Linked DNA regions of Homo sapiens: region 2 is linked to region 1. Evidence: read pairs that join two places in POLR2A ChIA-PET (ENCODE). Cell type or tissue: IMR-90. All regions are shown on one strand. Links, peaks and the distances in the headings refer to the core of each region. The heading gives the core; the rest is flanking DNA.

Region 1 (9,514 bases), core at 946-8,945:
GGGAGCCAGCCAAGGATGAGTGCTAAGTGCCACGGAGCAGCCCCAGGGGGTGTGGGTTGGCCCCTGGTCCCAGCCTGTGACTCTCTTCCCCACTCTTAAAGCAGCCCAGGAATTAGCCTCCCTGACTCCAGCTTGGCCTCCCTCTTATTAGCTATCCTGCAAAACCTGGCTGGCGAGGTCTTTCCAGAGGGTAAATTTGAATGAACCCCATGTATGCCCCTAGGCCCACAGATGAATCCCTTCTCCTCAGTGGGATAATCGAGGGCCCTTCCCTTAGGCTCCTCCAGTCTTACCTCCCACCGCATGTCCCCAATTACATGATGCTCTTCATGGTCCCCCAGATAGTCCCAACTTTATGGAAATTCTCTGCCTTCAACTATGTTTAGTTCTAATGACACTTCTCCATGAAGCTTTAATTCCCTCACTCCCAGAATGAATCATTCTTTTCACTTGGGCAGCCTCTGCACTATCCTGTTTAATTTCTACTGCAGAGCCCCCTAGCTGTGGATATCTACTGGAAAAATAACAGAAAAGTTCAATGTTCCTCAAGAACAGAAACTCTGGATTCAATTCTATGTGCCCAACGTCTACAAAAGGACCTAGAACACACTTAGGTTCTCAATGAAAACCACTGGACTGAATTCAGTAATCATTCCTATGCTTTTCAAGTTCAAATCTACGTAGAAATCTTAGACTTTCACTAGAACAATTTTTTTCTTTACTAAAATTTAAGTCTACACAATTTGGGGGTGATCTAGTCCACAAACAAGCACATTGAGAACAACTGCCAATTAGTAGAAGCATAAAGCTGACCTTTAGAATTTATTCTAACGGATTTTCAGGAGAGTAACTTTTGTAGCTAGGATGACTCATCTATCAATGTGACATCAAATGACCACTCTCTCCTGGAGTCTGTTTTCTTCCTAGGAACATGGCAGAACTTCAAAACTACAGAATTTAAAAACATGGGCTTTAAATGGGACACAGGAGCTCTCTGTAAAGGCTGGAAGGGACAGCATAAGAGGTAGACACCTCCTTTTCCTTCTGCCTAAAACAGGGGGCTTTTCAAACCTGATTCAATGGAATAGCCTAAGAGGCCATTACTAAGGATTTGAGGGAGTAAGCTTCAATTCAAAACATGAGTTTTGCTACTTTAAAAAGGCTGGAAAACACCAGCCCAAAGAACTCTGCCACACCCTTCCCTGGAAAGTAAAGAGAAGCTTATAAGCAAGAAGACTCACCAGGAAGACACATCTGGCAGTGGCCTCCATTGCGGGTAAGCCACTTTTCCAACTCCACAGAGGGACAGACAAATGCAAGTCTGGTTTCGGTCTTCACATGAGGACCATAGACCTTTGTCTACCCCTTCGACGTCTGAGTTTGTGGAGAAGTGGTAACCAACCTGGCTAGGGCAGTGTCTGCAAGGATAGTTACTGGGATGGTCAGCCACCAGCCACCTGCTCCAGGAGGCCTTCCTACATCTTCCCAGGCAAAGCACAGTGTCTCTTTTAAGCTTGGATACTTCCTGCCACTCCCCTCTGCTCCCCACCCACCCAGAAGCTATCCTTGTTGTCTTTTGGGATGACCTCAATTATCTGTAGCGAGTTTATCTCACTAGCTAGTGTGGGAGGCCAAGAAGACCATGGCTATCAGCCTGACCCCATGATGACCTCGGTAAAGATGCTTGTCCCTGCCTCCTCACAAATGTGCTATTAGATTCCAGAGCTGAACAAGGGGGTATGGATGGAGCTGGGACATCAACAGAGTTGAGCCCATATCCTGGTAATGGCTGGTTAGGAAGGTTAAGTATACTGCCTTTGAGATAAAATGCTCATGGAGGGAGTGAAAGAAAGCAGCACCAACTCCTGCAAGCAGGTGACAGACAGCCTCACTCTCTGCGACTGTCCTAATGCCCTCAGAGTGGTGCCAAGCAGCTCTGTCTCCAGGACCATGTCATTCCCCCAGTTACTGATGACCCTCACAGCACCAACCCAAATTAAGTCCACGTTTTGACCAAGGGCTCAAAGTTAAAATGTGGATGCCAAGTGAAGGGCTGGTAGCAAAGGCTGAATGCCCAGCCCCAAAGACTGTGAGGGGTGACAGTTTAGGTACAGTGTGCTGGTGTGAAGCCCTCTGCTTGAAAACATTCTCCCACCTTCACTAGATAAAATTTTATCTAAAACAATGATTCGTTTAGGGTGCAAAAAGATCTGAGTTCAAATCCTGGCTTCACCACTTACTAGGAAGGCTTTGTGACTAGTCAATTATACTCTCTCAGCCCCAGTTTCCTCAGTATCATGCCCCAAAAGCAGAATACTGTAAGTCACTTCATAGTGAGCTTAAATGAGGGAGCACGCATTAGGCTGCCTTTCCTCTTTCAATTGCCAAACTTAACAGTATACTCTCCACGAAGCTCATCCCCGGGATGCACCCCACATTTCATTTTGGCTGCTCCCGCTATTACCCAAAGTGCTCCTCTAGTTTACATTCCCATTTACATGGCCAGCTCCCTGAACAGGATATTGGCTGTTAACTGCCCATCACAGTGAGCAAGCACCATGCCTGGAACACTCAGTTGGTATTAGCAGATGGAAAAACAAAGGACTCCATTTTTCCAAGAACAATATGGTAGGAAAGAACGGAAGAAACTACAAGAAGACGGAGGTGGTTCTTGGAGCTTAAATGCTGAGCCAGTTGCTATCCTACTGCTTCTGTTTCTGTCTCTTCCTTGTGCCTGCCCCAAAAGAGAGTGGCCCAGGGCTGAAAGTCAGGGGAATGTTTCTTTTTTATTATTGTTAATTTTTTTTTAGAAACAAACATAAATACCGCTGTGTATTTTTACATATGTACATGTATAAAGCAACAGAAAAATTGTTTCTATGGAAGAAAACTCTAAAATTCACCAAGTGAGAAAAAGAGTGCTTCCTATATCACATGGGAATCCCTTCTGAACAGAAGAGCTTTATTCCTCACTTATAGGGCTTTCAGTCTAAGGCTGTGTGCCCTGGTGAGTCCACAGGAACCACACAGACAGTGCAGAAATAGAGCAATTCATATCATCACAGATGGAAACAACATTGTTATCTGTAAACTTCTTTGTACATCATTAATTCATTAGCTCAGAGAAACTAGAAACAGAGTCAGAACTTGAGCAAAAACTGGGGTAGTTACATCCATATAGAGAGTATTGCACCTTTGGTTAAAAAGCAGGATCTACAAAGTTATCTTAGTCTTCCAACTGCTCAGCCAGTGCAGCTAAAAGCCAGCCACCATCAGCCACACGTGCGAGCGAGCCAGCATGCTGCCCACTGCAGAGGGCACACCAAATGCTCCTTCCTAATCACTTGTCCTATTCCACAGCCAGCCTTGTTTGCATAAAAAAAAGTCGAAGGACTTTGGGAAGAGTCCCAGTGCTCACCACTCAAGTGTTGTGAGACTACACTGTTTTTTAGTTCAGAACAAAACCACAAATTTAATTACTGTATAGAAAAATATCAGAACAGAACCGAAAAAGGCACATGGGAAAGCCATCAATATGTGCCAAAATCAATTTTTATTATAAACGAAAGCTCCTCCTTGCAAACTATAATCTCTTTGCATTTCTAAAATAGGGCATTACAGAAAAATAAAAGTCAGGTATGTTTTATTATAAATTTTATAAAGGGAAAAAGCAGAAAGAAGTTGTATATGAAAAATTATCAATGCCCCCATTTTTCCTATAAAATATATTTTGAGACTGAAAAATGAGGTACAAGTAAAAAAAAATTTAAGCAAACTCAAGTACAAATGAAACTGCAAATGGGTTTGATCAAGAGTTTTCCCATCTCTAAGATCTATCTTTTTTTTTTAAAGGCCACTGCTCAGATTTCTCTTTTAATAAGAGCGCCATTCACTTAAAAAACAGTAGTAAGCAATGTGGAAGAAATCTGGCTGAAAATACTCTGAGGGAAGAGACATGCATGAAAAAGACGTATTTTTTATAAGTCTTCTTAAAAATACATCAAAAGCATGAGTTAAAATAATTTCTAAATTTTTTAAAAAGGTAATTTCATGACCACTTTGGAAATGATTCTTTCTAAATAATTTCTACTCAATTTTGCATCTCTGGACTTTTCTTTTTTTAAGCTTTCCTAGCCCATGGCTGCTTGGTGGACATCTGAAGGTTAAAAAAAAAAAATCATGTTTCTGTGCTGAAAAGTTATCAAGACCAGCTCTCTGCTGCATTTGCATTGTTATTAGGAACACACACATACACACGCACACACACACGCAAACACACACACGCGCTCACACACATTGAGTTTAATGTGAGGCTAGTACAGAAACAGAGAGATTAAACACAAAGAAATGTAAACAGCTCTCACATGCAAGGAAACTAGGTTACGAGAATCCCAGCACCAGGCATTCACCAGTCACCATGGAAAACAGGAAGTGAGATGCATAGCAACCACAAGCCAAAAAGCAGAAAAGCGCATACCTTTAGCTTGGAATGAAAATCACGAGATTTCCTTCTGGCAAGAACCTGAATGTGACTAGACACCTGCAGGGTAGGGGAAGGGAGGAAAACAAAGGAAAAGCCTGTAACCATGGAGATGAAAAGCCCCCTACAAGTGGGCAAGCCAGACGTACCTTAATGGCGGCTTGAATTTCTCGAACTTTCTTTCTTGCTAAGACCTGTATATGACTAGACACCTACATTGTTCGGGTTTATGAGGGGAAACAAAACAAAACAAAACAAAACAAAACAAAACAAAACAAAAAAGGAAATCAAATATAAAATCGCTACTCTTTGGGAGGGTTTTGGGGTGGGGTTGGGGGGTGGTTATTTGCATCTCAACAAAGCTCTGCAGTTAGGAATACACAGTCCCAGCCAGACACAAGCCCCCAGCGCTGCTCTAAGCTTTTCATACTGGGTCATCACTGCAGTGACTTGATTCAGGATGAAAGTTAAGACTCATCTTAGTCTTCCCACCCAAGAGAAATCATGGGCACTGGGAAAAACTAATTTTGGGAGGGATGAGAGGGGCTGTTTTCATTCTAAAATTAAAAAGGTGGGAGTAAAGGTAAATGAAAATATTTATAGCTTCTCAGTATCAGGAGGGAAAATCCCTTTTTCTCAATTTAGAAGAGACTATCCATAAATTAGCACATTCTGCAGAATCAAAAAGCTGAAGCTGTTGGTTGTATTCTGATCTCATTAAGAGCTCTGGATTCTGTAGCAAACGTTAAAATAATACTGACATGTAAATTAGATCTCAAAGAGAAATGGAAAGACCCAGTTAGCAGAGCTATTTTTTTTTTTTTTTGCCCTTATAAAAATCTTTAATCCTTCCACTCTTTTGGGTATTGACTGGGCGCCAAGTGGATTTGCATATTATTACAAAGCGAAATGTGTGAATACAGCCAGCCAGCCATCCTGTTAAAAATCTGGGTTGAAAACCACATGGATTTGCTGAACAACAAATTCACATTGGAGAGGTATCACCAACTGCTGCCTAAAAACATCCCCAGGATGCCGGGGCGTGGAAATGTAGCCGAGCCCAGCTTCTGAAACACAATGATTCCACTGAAATCTGCATCTCTTTCAGTGGGACTTGGTTAAATTTAGAAGAGTCCCTCAGTGAAGGGGTCACCGGGCAAATGACCAGAGCTCACAGACCAGCAGACAGCCCAGGTCCCGCACTGTCAGAATGTAGATGATTAGATCCACTGGTTTCCGAAATGTAGAACTTTCCATTTAAAAGTTCAGCGACTCAGACTGTGTGGTGATTACCCCATTTCCAACTCTCCAGCGGCTCTAAAACAGGATTTATAATAAACGGTCCTTTTATCTTTAACTTTGTCTTTGAGCTTCAATTATTCAATTATTTTTTTTTCCAATTTGCTTTGGTACTTTTCTTAAGTACAGAGAAGCAGAAACTCCCCCATCCTCTTCAGCCCTCCATCTGGCTCCTGCTGTTACTTGTTTTCACCCGAATTTTGTTCTTCTGTGATTCTCTGACTTGACGAGGGCCACTAGCATCCCCCAAACAGACAATGCGCTGCCTCTGCGTGCTGGCAGGAGGCCACCTCTCTTTGTGCTGACTCAGCAGCCAGGCTCCCAGGCTGTGGCACAAGTAGCATTCCTGGGAAAAGCCTCTCCCCGTTATAAACACTCATGAAAACAATTCCTCACTGGGAAGAGAACTGAAATCTGCTGCTCAATCTTAATGAGACCACGGTTTAGTTAGCCTTTTGGTCTGATTACAGTTTTTAAGGTTCATGCTGTATCATTCAGCATAAATCGACATTAAAAAATAATTCTTTTCTGTGAACAACTCACCCATGAGGTTTTTAGGGTTTTTTTTTTCCTCCTTTCTTTTTTTTGTTTTTAGTTAAACACTAATTTCTCATTCGTTCCAGTTCTAAACTGGCTCATGTCAGAGATTTGGGCTGTTTTACATCTGAAAGAACGAGGAAAGGCAGAGCTCTGCCAAAGGGCAGAGAATTCCTGATACTGCTCTGCACAGAGGTATTGAAGTTGTAACTTCATTTCAGTCACAGCAGCTACTGACAAAAAGCCATCGCTTAAAAAGCAACAGTTCCCTGGACGCACATCATTTAGCATTACATTCAGGCCAATACTCAAGGCTGCTGGCGTTACTTTTTCATTGAAATTATGACTAATATATAATCGCTCCAGGATTTTACAATGCACAAAACCTCAAAATTTCATGACCTGCAAGTGCATTTGCACTTGCAGTTTTTGCAGTGTTCACAGGTGCACATTTTGGGAAAGAAATGTCAGCTTTGAAATACAGTACAGGAGCGGTTCATACACCGTCCTTAGCAGTGACATTTTCCCATGTGAGTATAAAAGGAACTTGTAAGACCACATAATAAAGGGTCACTGAAATGATGAACAGTGAAAACTGAGCCAATTTAAAATACCTCCAACACTGACGTCCTTACAGGGAACTCAAATTGGGGGCTCCTAGGAGCCAAAGCATAGCCAGCCACTGCAGCCAAAATGCCTTTTTGGGCCATTCGCTGACATGCACAATTTCCAGGTGGGTTATTTTACCTGTTTTCTGGTCCTCGTCTTGCCTGTCCTGAGTTTGATGTATCTGGCTATCAATTCATTCCTACCTGAAAGAAAGAAGAATTTACCATGAGGTGGGTTACCAAAACACCAAACCAACAAAGCCCTTGAAAGCAAAAAACAAAATTCAGAATCAAGAATTTTAAAATTACAACTATGTGTTTACTAATACTAGAAAAATAAAACAGCACAATTGTCTGCAAAAATGTTTACTAGGAAAAATTAAGATGAAAGGCATTTAAATTTGAACTTAGACCAGCATCTAAGAATAGAAATTTATCCTTTTTTTTAAAAAAAAAAAAAAAAAAAAAAGACAGAGTTTCACTCTTGTTGCCCAGGCTGGAGTGCAATGGCACGATCTTGGCTCATGGCAACCTCTGCCTCCCAGGTTCAAGTGATTCTCCTGCCTCAGCATCCCAAGTAGCTGGGATTACAGGCGTGCGCCATCACGCCCAGCTAATTTTGTATTTTTAGTAGAGACAGGGTTTCTCCATGTTGGTCAGGCTGGTCTCGAACCCCCGACCTCAGGTGATCCACCCGCCTTGGCCTCCTTAAGTGCTGGGATTACAGGCATGAGCCACCGCACCCAGCTGAAATTTATCTTTTTAAGATGTGCCTTTTTGTCTGTTTGTATGCTGTGGGTGGTGGGTCACTCATATAAGCAACAAATACAGACAAGGATTAGTCTGGGACTAAACAAACCCAGTTCTCTTCTAGTCTTTGGTTTTTCATATTCACATTCATATTCACTTTCCTTCTTATTCAAGTTTCTACTCATAGTTTACTCCAGCTAAAATCACAGCCACAAGAGAACGAACGAGCTGCTGTGGCCACGGAAGCCGGACAATGACAAGAAGCTAACAGTACGAAGGCAGACACCCCCTAAAGGTAGTCAGTGAAAAAAATGACTCAATCTCCTCCAAGTTATATAACCTTCTGGGGAAAGAACAATGCCCAAAAGTATAAACAAAAACCTTCTAGCCCTATCCCACCAGGAAACTGAGAAGTCTCAGACAACCTGACTTCAGAAAACCATGATAGGAAAAAATATCCCCAGAAGCTAAGCAGAGAATGTATTACCAAAATACCACGTGAAATAAAAACCACTCATACAAGACATGGGTTCTTCTAAGCAGGTCCTATTTACGACTTCAACTTGCTCTAATACCAGGAACTGAAATTATTTCTACATACTTTCTACAGTAAATGGAAAACCACCATTTCATAGCACTACTGTTGGCTGGCTTTGTATCAGCTCAGCTCTATCCTTGTGAAAAATTCCTTTGGTCAAGAACAAGTCTGAAGCTTGCTGCTGTGGCATTCACTCATGTGCTTCACCAGCCTGAGACCATTGTGCTAGATTCTATTTCTCCTTCAAGGCCTCACTTGGATGTCACTCCCTTGGGGAAGTCTTCTCTAATTGCCCAACTAGGTTTGGTTGCCTTGTTCTACACCCCCATGGTGGCAAAAACTGTACTTCTTCCTAGGATGTACCCAAACTGTAACTGTATTTATAACTTTATAGTTAGTTGTAAAATTTGTGTTTGTTGTCTTACTTCCTCCCAGATATACTGCATACTTGAAGAGGGGAAGAACTCTGTCTTCTTCCTCAATGTCCCCCTAGCACCTAGCACACTGCTGGGCACAGAGAAAAGAATGAATGAGGAAATAACACAGCCTCTGCTGAAAGGAAGTGACCATATCCCCCAGATCTTCCCTAGCAGAGTAAAGAACTGGAAACACTGATGAAGACGAACATCAAAATGTCCTTAGGGAAATCTTGTCTGAGAATTGCGAAGACTCTCTCATCACTGCCTAGAATGTCCTAGAGTCATGGCTCTGTCCACCACCTGCCAGTGCTGGGACTGTGCAGGACATGGTCATCACTGGAAGGCAAAGGAATCATGAAATCTGGGGGCTAGAAAGTACCCCTAGGTCATCCATTCGCATTCCTGAAAGTCCTCATAAGCCTTAGTCAGCACTTCTAAAATTGAGGAAGTAGCCCATTCTATCTTAGAACATATTTAAGAATAAGAAGACCCTCCTTTTGGGGGTCTGCTTTAACTTTCATCCCCAGATCCTTCCTGTTCCTCTTAACAAGAAGTCCAGTCCCTTATTTATTTAACTGCCTTTCAGATATTAACAGCAGCTCTGGGGTCCTCTTGGAGTTGTACACAAGCTAAACCTCCTGTGTTACTTTGTTATCTGACAAGCTTTGGAACACTCCCACACACCATCCTGTGACCATCCTTTGTCTGTCTTCCTTTCAAAGCTTGGAGTCCAGAACTGTGGCAGTGCTCCTGCTATAGCATCAGAGTCAGTTTATTACCTCTCTCATCCTAAATACTCTACCTCTGTTAATGCAGCCAAACACTGCATTAAATTTTTAAGGAGCACAATAAATTATCAATATATGCCAACTTAAACTCCTAG
Region 2 (9,514 bases), core at 753-8,752, 92 kb after region 1:
TAGCTAGAACTGAAACATGAGGAAAGGGAAGGTAGGCAGACAGAATTATCTGCAGGGTATGCATAGCAGGTCACTATCAAGCCGATCAAACACATTCGGATTGCAAGTTTATTTTATTATAATTAAAAATTATAATTAAATGAGAATCTGTAGCACACTGTAAAGTACCCAGTGTTTTTGTTCTCTAAAATCTACCCACCTCTGTCCAAAGGCAGCACAAATACAAGATTACTTGCCAGGAATCTATTACAAAGGATAACATGGCCATCAAAAACATTACTGGCAGAGAGAAGCCCCCAACCCTCTAGGAATAAACCACGTCTACTCTCATGTACAAGCTGAACGAAAAATACTCAGCAGAGATGTGGATCCCGTTCATTCTATTTGCGGTGTGAGCCTATGCACATTCAAGGAATGGATGTGGACGTCTTCCTTTCTCTCTCCCATCACCATCTTACCATAATACATGAATGTTGGAATTATGCGTCTCTGAGCTGGGCCAGCTGACTGACACACTCAAGTGGCCAGGGCACCTGTTGAAGTCCCGGACCAATGTCCTAAAACCTATAATAAGAATGCCCTGTTCTCCTCCCCCGCCCTAGCACTGCCACTCTCTGACCACCTGTCCCCTGAGCTTGATACCTCAGCCACCCACAAGTGGAAGGGAGAGATGCTCTCCAAACACCCCTGCACCCCTCCCTGCCCACTGTGACCCTGCCGTAACTTCCCCGGGTGAACCCCCCGCCGCCAGTAAACACCACACCACAGTGGACCCAGGCAATATGGTTTGCTTTCTAACTCTTGCTATTTTCCACATTTTTCTTTAATGAATATCCTTTACTCAGAACCAGAGGAAAAAATAAACTTGACACAATTATCTTTTTTCTTCTGATTCCAAAAGTAACATATGTTTGCGATTGAAAAAATCCCATTAATACAGAAACATAATAGAAACCGAGTCTCCTATAATCCCATCTCCCTGTGGCAACCACTATTAGTAGACTGTAAATTCCTCCAGATTTTTTTCTAGGATCCTCCCAACGAACACACTTCTATATTTAGATTTATCAAGTTGAACAGTCTCTAAAATAGCACCTTTAGTGAGAGACCAACAGAACACTACCATCAATAATGATCATTTATTTTAAAAAGACCACTTTAAACACATACTATCACTGGAACGGGATAAAATACATAACAACAATAATAAATCAGAGACACGCTTTCACGTAAAATGGAAGGCCACAGCAGCAGATGAGTGAGGAACTGAAGCTCTAGAGGTGGGGGTCCGGTGGGGATGAGAACAGAGAAACATCGTTGAATCCAGGCCTGTGCTGCTAAGAACACAAATGTCCACCCACTCTCTACTTCCCTCTGATGCTGCGGAGGGCCACTGTGAGGGAGGCCTGATGAACCTCTGCCCAGCAACAGTCCCTTCCATCATTTGTGGCTCTGATCTCTAAAAGTCTGCCCTGGAGCTCCCCGTCCCCCTGTTCTTTGACAGAAACCCTAAGAAAGGAGGGCTCAGCTCAATTTCTCCCTTAACCACACAGCCCTCTAACTGAACTAGGGATGCTTAACTCTGTTTGATGGTTCCATAGTGTTCTTTCCTACTTTTCCAACAAGTCCTGAACAGGCTTAACTTCTAAAAGCATTACTTTTTTAAAATATGATATAACTTCCTTTTTTTTGACTTTTAAGTTCAGGGGTACATGTGCAGGTTTGTTATATGGGTAAAGTCGTGTGATGGGAGTTTGTTGTACAGATTATTTTGTTGCCCAGGTATTAAGCCTGGTACCCATTCGTTATTTTTCCCAATCCTCTCCCTCCTCCTACCCTCCATCAGGCCCCGTGTCTATTGCTCTCATCTATGTGTCGGTGTCCATGTGTTCTCCTTATTTAGCTCTCTCTTACAAGTGAGAACATGCGATATTTGGTTTTCTGTTTAAATTAATTAAACCATTAATTTTAAGAATTCAAAGAACTTCTTCATACATAATTACATTTTCTCTCAACATTGCTGAGAGGTAGAAAGAAACATGCTGACTTACCAGCCCCATTCTACTGGTGATGGCAACAAGGCTCAAAGAGCTTGTATGGCTGGCCCATGTAACTATAACTATACATCACAAACAGGTATAGTTTTGGACCAACTGAAGAATTTGGGAAGAGGAAGGTAGAAATGTTGGCATTTTCTTCTGACCTTGATATACCTCCTGTCCCACTGTTCTGCTCTCTGCTTTTAGACACCACTTACACTCTATCAACATCTTTCCATGCATATCCATGGGGCCATGTACTCCTCAAAGAAATCCCTCAGCACCTGGTTTACTTCGGTACCTTCTTTAAAAATGCACACTTTACCACTGTGAAGTTCAGCATCTAAGTGATTAATCAAGTCACTGTGGATGAGCTTCACAGTGCCTTGCTTCCTCATCTCCCATGTCCATCGCCCACATTCACATCAGTTGACCGTATTTGTGGCCACACCTCGAAACTCATCCCCTGAAATCTTTCCATCTCTAATCTCAGTGCTGCCTCTCCCATGCATGACCAGAGCCTCCTGTCCTGCCTCCTCTCCTACATGCACCAGAGCCTCTGAACAGCATGCCTCATGGCCTACCAGCCCCTCCAGCTTCACCCTGTCACTTTCCCAACTTAGACTCCTACGACCAAGCCATAACAACTGTCAAAATATGAATAAACCCAATAACCTTCTTGTAAAGAAAATCACAGAATCATGACAATGGGTTCCCTCACAAGTAATATGCATCACAGACCTACATTTAAAACATACAACTATAAACTCTTAGAACAAGACACAGGAGAAAATTTTCAGGACCTAGGGCTAGGCAATGAGTTCTCAGACTCAACACCAAAAGCATGACTCACAAAAGGAAAAACTAATAAATAAGACCTCATCAAAATTAAAACTTTCGCTGTTAAAAGTTTTGCTCTGCTAAAAGTTCTTTTGCTTTGCCCATGAGAAAAGATGAAAAGATAAGCTACAGATAAGGAGAAAATCTTTGCAAACCACATATCCAAAAAAGGGAGTTGTATCTAGAAAAAAGAATTCCAAAAACACAACAGTAACAACATAAACCCTCCAATTAGAAAACGAACAAAAGACATGAACAGACATTTCACTGAAGAGGATATACAGATGGCAAATAAGCACATGAAAAGATGTTCAACATCGTTAGTCTTTAAGGAAATGCAAATTAAAACCACATGAGGTATCAATTACACACCTATCACAATGAAAATAAACAATGGTGATGACACCAAATGCTGGTGAGGATGCAGAGAAACTAGATTGCAGGTGAGAATGTAAAGTGGTACAACTACTCTGGAAAACACTTGGGCAGTTTAAAAGAAAAAAATACTGAATGTACAAATACCATATGAGCCAGCAAATGACACTCGTGGGCATTTATCCCATGTAAGTGAATACTTAGTTTCATACAAAGACCTATACGTGTATGTTCACAGTGGATTTGAAATGCCTGAACACTGGAATCAGCCCAGATGCCCTTGAACAGCAGAATGGTTAAACAAACTGTGGTACATACACACCACAGAATACTACTCAATGATAAAAAGGAACAAACTTGATACACACAACCTGGATGAATCTCCCGGGAATTAAGCTGAGTTGAAAAAAAGCCAATCCCAAAAGGTTCATGTAGTCTGATTCCATTTATATAACATGTTTGAAATGACAAAATTTTATAAACAGAGGACAGATCGGTGGTTGCCAGCAGTTAGGGAGAAGGGCAACCCGGGTCCTGTGGTGTTGGAGCTGTTCTGTATTCTGATTGTGGCGGTGGAGACATGAACCTGCACAAGACTAACACACAACAAGTAGTGTACACAACTTAGTACGCACACACAAACGAGTTCAAGTAAAACTGGGAAAATCTGAGTCGTATCACTGGGTTGTGTGGATGCCAATATCCCGCTTGTTGCAATATTACACTCCAGTTTTGCAAAATGTAACCATATTGGGGGGAAATGGGCAACATGCATAAAGGATCCCTTTGGGTATTATTTCTTACCATTGCATGTGAATCTACAGTATCTCAACAAAAATTTCAAATAAAAAAGAAAGTAATACTCTCTGCTAATACTCACTGCTGAGTAGTTCTTTTAATCATCCCTGTCTGTCAATGATAACATCTATACTGTACATCTGTACTAAGCTTGCTCTACTTTTCAAAAGCCCACAATAACCTTCATTTGAGAGAAGCAATGAGGCCCCCTCTCGGCCCTCCCCCCATCCTCCTCCATTCTGCATCAGAGGAAAAGAGGCTCCTTTCCCTTTAAAGTCTCTTCTGGGTTTTGCTCCATCAAATACATCCTCAACTCATAAATTCTTTTCCCCAACTAACCAAATGGCCAAGTGTCTCCCCTGTCCTAGAAAAAGTCTTCTCTTAATTTGTTCTGCCCTTCAGGATACCGTGTCTCCTTCCATGCATGGTCAAACTCTCTGAAGACCTGGTCATGGTAATGTTCCCTCTAGGTAGAAAGTGAACATAAACTGAAGAATGAAACTAGCGTCATTCATTTCCTGCACCAAAACCTCATAAAGACTGCTTCAAATGTTAGCCTCATTCTCTGCTCACTTGTTTATCACTCTAAAAATGTGGTCCTGTCTTCTTGGACCCAGACTGCAGCTAGCCCAGCAGCTCTCAAACCTGGCTGATCACCCAAATGACTCAGGGAGCATTTAGAAATACAGTTTCCCAGGCCATACTCCCAGATATTCTTAGTCAGTAGTTGTTTTGTCTTTTAAGCTCTTTGAGTGTTTCTGTTGATAGTGAGCCTTGGGAACCACTAATCTGTCTTCCCTTTTCTGAAAAAGGCAATCACTTTACTCTCCCAGTGCTACAGACATTCCATTTAATATCCATGCCAGTTTTGCCCTTGATAAATTGTGAGCCTGGGCATCACAGGCCATTATCAGATCACTTCTCTGATGATGAGGCTCCAAACTACCCCTGCAACTTCAATCTGACTGAGCTCTAGGCAGGAATTTCCAACTCCTTACAGGTCATCTCCATCTGGATGGTCATCCAGTACATCAAGCATATGACAAAACTTAACTCCTCATTCCTCTCTTCTCTACAAACCTGCTTCTCCTGCCTCCACTCCCCATCTCGCTTAACAGTACCACCATCCTCCCAATGAGCCAGAAGTGGAACCTGAAATCAAACTCCTTCTTTTTCACAAATCTCATCCCATCAGCCAATTCTGTTGGTTTTATCTCTGAAACTCCCTCCTCCTACCAGCACCGCCTGCATCCTAGTGCAGGCCTCAGGCTCTCCTACCGGACTACTGTAACAGCCATCTAACTTGTCTTCACGCCTTCAGATCTAGTTTTGTCAAACACAGGCTGAGACATGTCATCTCTCCTGAAAAAAATGTAATGGCTTCCGTCTGCCCCCAGGATGAGTGCCAGGCACCTTGGCATGGCACTCGGACCCGCAACGACACAATGCTGGCTCCTGTACCCCTCCCCCAGGAGATATTTTCATTTCTAAGCACATCAGGGCTGTGCCCTTCCAGGCCTCCATGCCTTTATCACATGTTCCTTCAGCCAGAATGCCCTTCCCTTCTCCTTTTCCCCAATGGGGCAAGTCTGAACCTGTGCTCCAGAACTTGCCTGAAGTTACATGCAACAGTCCTAAAACTACATACAAATATGTGATTTTTCTGGGGGAAAGGGTCCATAGCTTTCCACAGATTCTCCAAGGGGTGGAAATCCAAAATAATCTATAATCCAAAATAAGTTTAAAAACCGCTACATGATCTTTTTCCCAAAGTTCAAAGTTAGCTAAGTCTGTCTGTCTCATGCTCTCTTTCATTCTCAAACATATACAAGTCAATTCCCCAATCATAAATGATCACACTTTGTGCTGCTCCACTACTAAACCAGGTATATCTCTAGTACAGAATATACTTCCTTCCATATCAATATTGGAGTCATTTGTATTGACTGGCTTGGTTGTAAATGTCAGCTCCACAGCTTATTTACTATGTGACCTCAAGCAAATAACTTGACCTTGCTGGACCTCACTTTCCTCAGCAGCAAAATGGGCATAATTACAGTACCTATATTATTGGGTTGTTTTTGAGGAATAATCAAGATCGCACATCCTATAGCAATGGGAAAGTGCCTGGTATGTTAACTGCTCACACAGGTCAGCTTTTTAAGTTATTTTATGTCTGTTGTCCCCATCACATTCAAAGCACAGTGCAGGCCCTCAATAAATGATTTATGAATCCACATCTTCCTGAATCCCAGGGCTCATCCACTGCCACAGAAAAGCTGTTGGAAAGCATAACTTGGTAATACTTTCATGTTCTTTTCCTTCTACCTCCCTTATGACCAATTCTTGAGCCATCTTTAATTAGCTACTTTGTACCCGGATTGCACATGAGCTCACACCTTGTGCATACACTTTTGCATACCCCCCACACATTAAGCTTCCCAATCAAAATGCTGATGACGCTGGCCCTGCTATTCTCACAGGAACCAAACTATTTCAAAAATTCCCCATTACTCATCTGTTCTGAGCATTCCAGAATTAACCCTTGCTCTGCTATTGTCCATATTTTGTGCAGAAATCTTTTCTATCTCTTCAACTAACATTTGCCAACATAAAAAATAGGGCTTCTTCTTTCTCAATCTAAGATCATTAAATAAACATCTTCCTCTTTTTTTCCTTCTTTTTTTCTAGCCACTTCCTCCCACAGGAGAGGCCCTCAGGGCTTACAGGCTTAATCACCTACGTTCTCTGTTTGAACCATAATTCATCTCCCATAAGCATTTATTCAGCAAACATTACTGACACCTTCTATATTCCAGGCCTTGAAATACATCCTGTGATCGGTGGGGTCCCGGCTTTGGGAGCTTCTAGCCTGTTCTACCACATAGCTGTTTGTTTCACGCTTCTAACCAATTAACTTGAAATAACACCCTGAATCAGAGGTCCGAAAGAGGAAATCAAAGATGCCACATGATGTTCATATGGAGCTCCGAGAAGAACACTTTGCCAAGGCCTGGAGACCCTCCAGGGCTGGGAGTCTATGGCCATTTCCACACCAGGGCTCTGGGGCCTCCACTGACAAAGCCTACCTCCCTGATCCTCAAAGAGCTGTTATGAGAACATACTATCTTATAAAAGGATGATTCTGCAATTTTTTGACCAGTCCTCTGCATCCAGAGGAGTGTAGCGACCACAGGTTTCAGTCTCTTTGCTGTACTGACTAATCAATACATACTCCCACTTACTTGTGTGCACTCTCATTCTGATACCCCCTTGTCAGTTCTGCCACTACCTCATTTAAAAAGCCCTCTTTCCTCTTCTGACTTCTGCTCCTATGAAGTAAAGAAAGATGCAATCCTAAGTCCTATGCTGTCCTGGTGGGCAGGGCACAGGTCAGCAGCGGGGGAGGACTGACTAGAGACACCCTCCCCCTCATCTTCGCTGGTCCTCACAATTCAGGTCTCTGGGGCTGACCAGTAGTCCTGGTATCCCAGTAAGAAAGGGTCCTTCCTTGGAGCTGACCTAAGCAAGGATCCTGAAGACATCTGCTTGCAAAAGGAGAAAGTCAATAGTGGCCAGGAAGATGTCTGGAAGCAACAGCTCTGCCCAGACTGCTTATAGGATCCTAGGGCACTAGAATCTTCCAGACATCCTCCTGGCCACTACCGAGGCCAGGCTTGTGATCTGGGATCCTCTCCGCTATGTTATTTGAGATGATTTCTTCCTGCCAGCAACAGGCCAGGTGCCCTCGACCTTGGTAGCCAAGAATAGGCTTCAAAAGGCTAAGTGGAAGGTGACCATCTTCAAAGGGCTCTCAAACTTCTCAGAAAGCTTTGGCACACAGTCCTGACCTCAGGTCAGTTTCCTGCAAATGAACTTGAGATAGCTCCATGAGGGCAGGGACCATGTCTGTCTGGTTCACTACAGTATCCCTGACAACCCCTAGCACAGGGCTGGAATACAGCTGCGCTGGGGCTCAATACTGATTCACTGGATTTATGTATAACGGTCTCTACCAAGGAAGGAACAAAAGCTCAGTAGAAAAGTCCAAGATGTAGAGTCAGACAGCCCTGAATTTGAAACCTGCTAGCTATACCATTTATATTGGCCATGTGCAAGCCATTTTACCCCTCTCAGACTCAGCTTCCTGTCTATACAGTGAGGATGATAATACCAGCTTCAAAGCATTGTTAAGAGCATTAGACAGAATTGTATGTGGAGCCTTTAGCATAGTGCTTGGCAGAGAGCACTTCTTTGTTTTCAGTTCATAAGCACTTACATACCTCTCACTATATGCTAGATACAGTTCAAACATTGCAGGGGGTGGTGGTGTTCCAGATAACAATTAGTTCATTTAATTCTTCTAATAATCCTACACAGTAAGATCTATCTAATCCTCCTTTTCAGTTGAGGAAATTGAGACAGAGAAGTAAGGTAACTCGATAAAAATCTGATATCTAGAAGTGCAGGGCCAGGATTCATATTATTTATAGAGTCCAGACTGTTAAGTGTTATATACTTCTCTGCCTCTACAGCAAGCAACCAGTGAAGGTTAGTTCCTGTCCCTGCCCTATTTGATTATGGGGTCTATCTGACTGGGATTTTCAGTTGCAAAAGTAACAAATTCAGGTGTTCCCGTGGTTTGCTATCTATTTTGTTTTGTTTTAAACTACAGCCTGCTCCTCTGAAATCCAATTCTGGATAAGTTTGTTGATCAAGAACTTCCCTCTCATCTTGTCCTCCTGCTATCTATCTCCTCTCCCATGATCTACCAGGAAAAGAGTCACACGTAGCTGTGTAAAAACAAAAAATGAAAAAGACAAGCACAGAGAAAGAGAGAGCCCCAGGGACTGAGCACACATGCCCTTAGGAACCAGGTCAAAGGACATCTCGTACCCCTTCTAGTAATCCATAAAAACGACTGCCTACACATAAGGGTGCCCACAGCAGAAGCCACCTATCCACACACAGCCCAAACACATAAAGTCTCAGCTCCCCAAAGACCAAGTTAGCAGAAAGCGAATGAAGCCACCTCCTCCGGTGGCCAAAAACCTCATCATAGAGTTGTCCTTTTTTCTCCTTTATAAGACTGCATTTGCCCTACTGCCAACCACGAACAAAATTTCATTACCAAAATAAATCACTTGACCTTGTTTCTCCAATGGCTCAGGATTAGTGACATCACAAAGCACTCTACAAATGCTCTGAAATATTGGAATAACCATAACCCTTTCAAGTAAAAAACACTCGGTATTTCACTAAAAGACTAAACCGTTTTTATTTTACTGCATGGAATTCAAAAATGCTTTAAATGTTTTCATTTTCAGAACCCTTAGAAAAAAAGTATGCTCTTTAAGGCCTTAAGAAACCCTGACTCCTGGTCTGGTTTGTGTCCCAATTCATGTATGGTAAGATGGGGAACAGGCCAAAAGCCCAGGACAGTAGCTCTGGCCCCACACTGC

The links. Peaks named below come from ENCODE experiments on the same cell type or tissue, not always from the same donor. Only the 100,000 strongest peaks of a DNase experiment are listed, where the experiment ranks them.
Region 2: POLR2A ChIA-PET joins it to region 1 with 5 read pairs; 2 of 35 experiments call an interaction of 5 or more read pairs at or near these places.

What each region holds. Positions count from the first base shown.
Region 1 is chr11:12,859,864-12,869,377 of GRCh38, reverse strand. It overlaps TEAD1 (TEA domain transcription factor 1), which reads right to left. Exons shown (of 13, transcript NM_021961.6): 4 at 7,064-7,128; 5 at 4,478-4,540. Among named protein-coding and RNA genes, the nearest start is that of TEAD1-AS1, 58 kb to the left of the region's middle. RefSeq lists a silencer at 4,242-4,536. In IMR-90, for the core only: no CTCF peak of the experiment used is centred there; DNase peaks (open chromatin) are centred at 4,357 and 6,107; H3K27ac peaks cover 494 bases.
Region 2 is chr11:12,767,202-12,776,715 of GRCh38, reverse strand. All of the region lies in intron 3 of TEAD1 (TEA domain transcription factor 1), which reads right to left. Among named protein-coding and RNA genes, the nearest start is that of TEAD1, 98 kb to the right of the region's middle. RefSeq lists a silencer at 4,620-4,914 and an enhancer at 9,177-9,514. In IMR-90, for the core only: no CTCF peak of the experiment used is centred there; DNase peaks (open chromatin) are centred at 4,715 and 6,525; H3K27ac peaks cover 2,296 bases.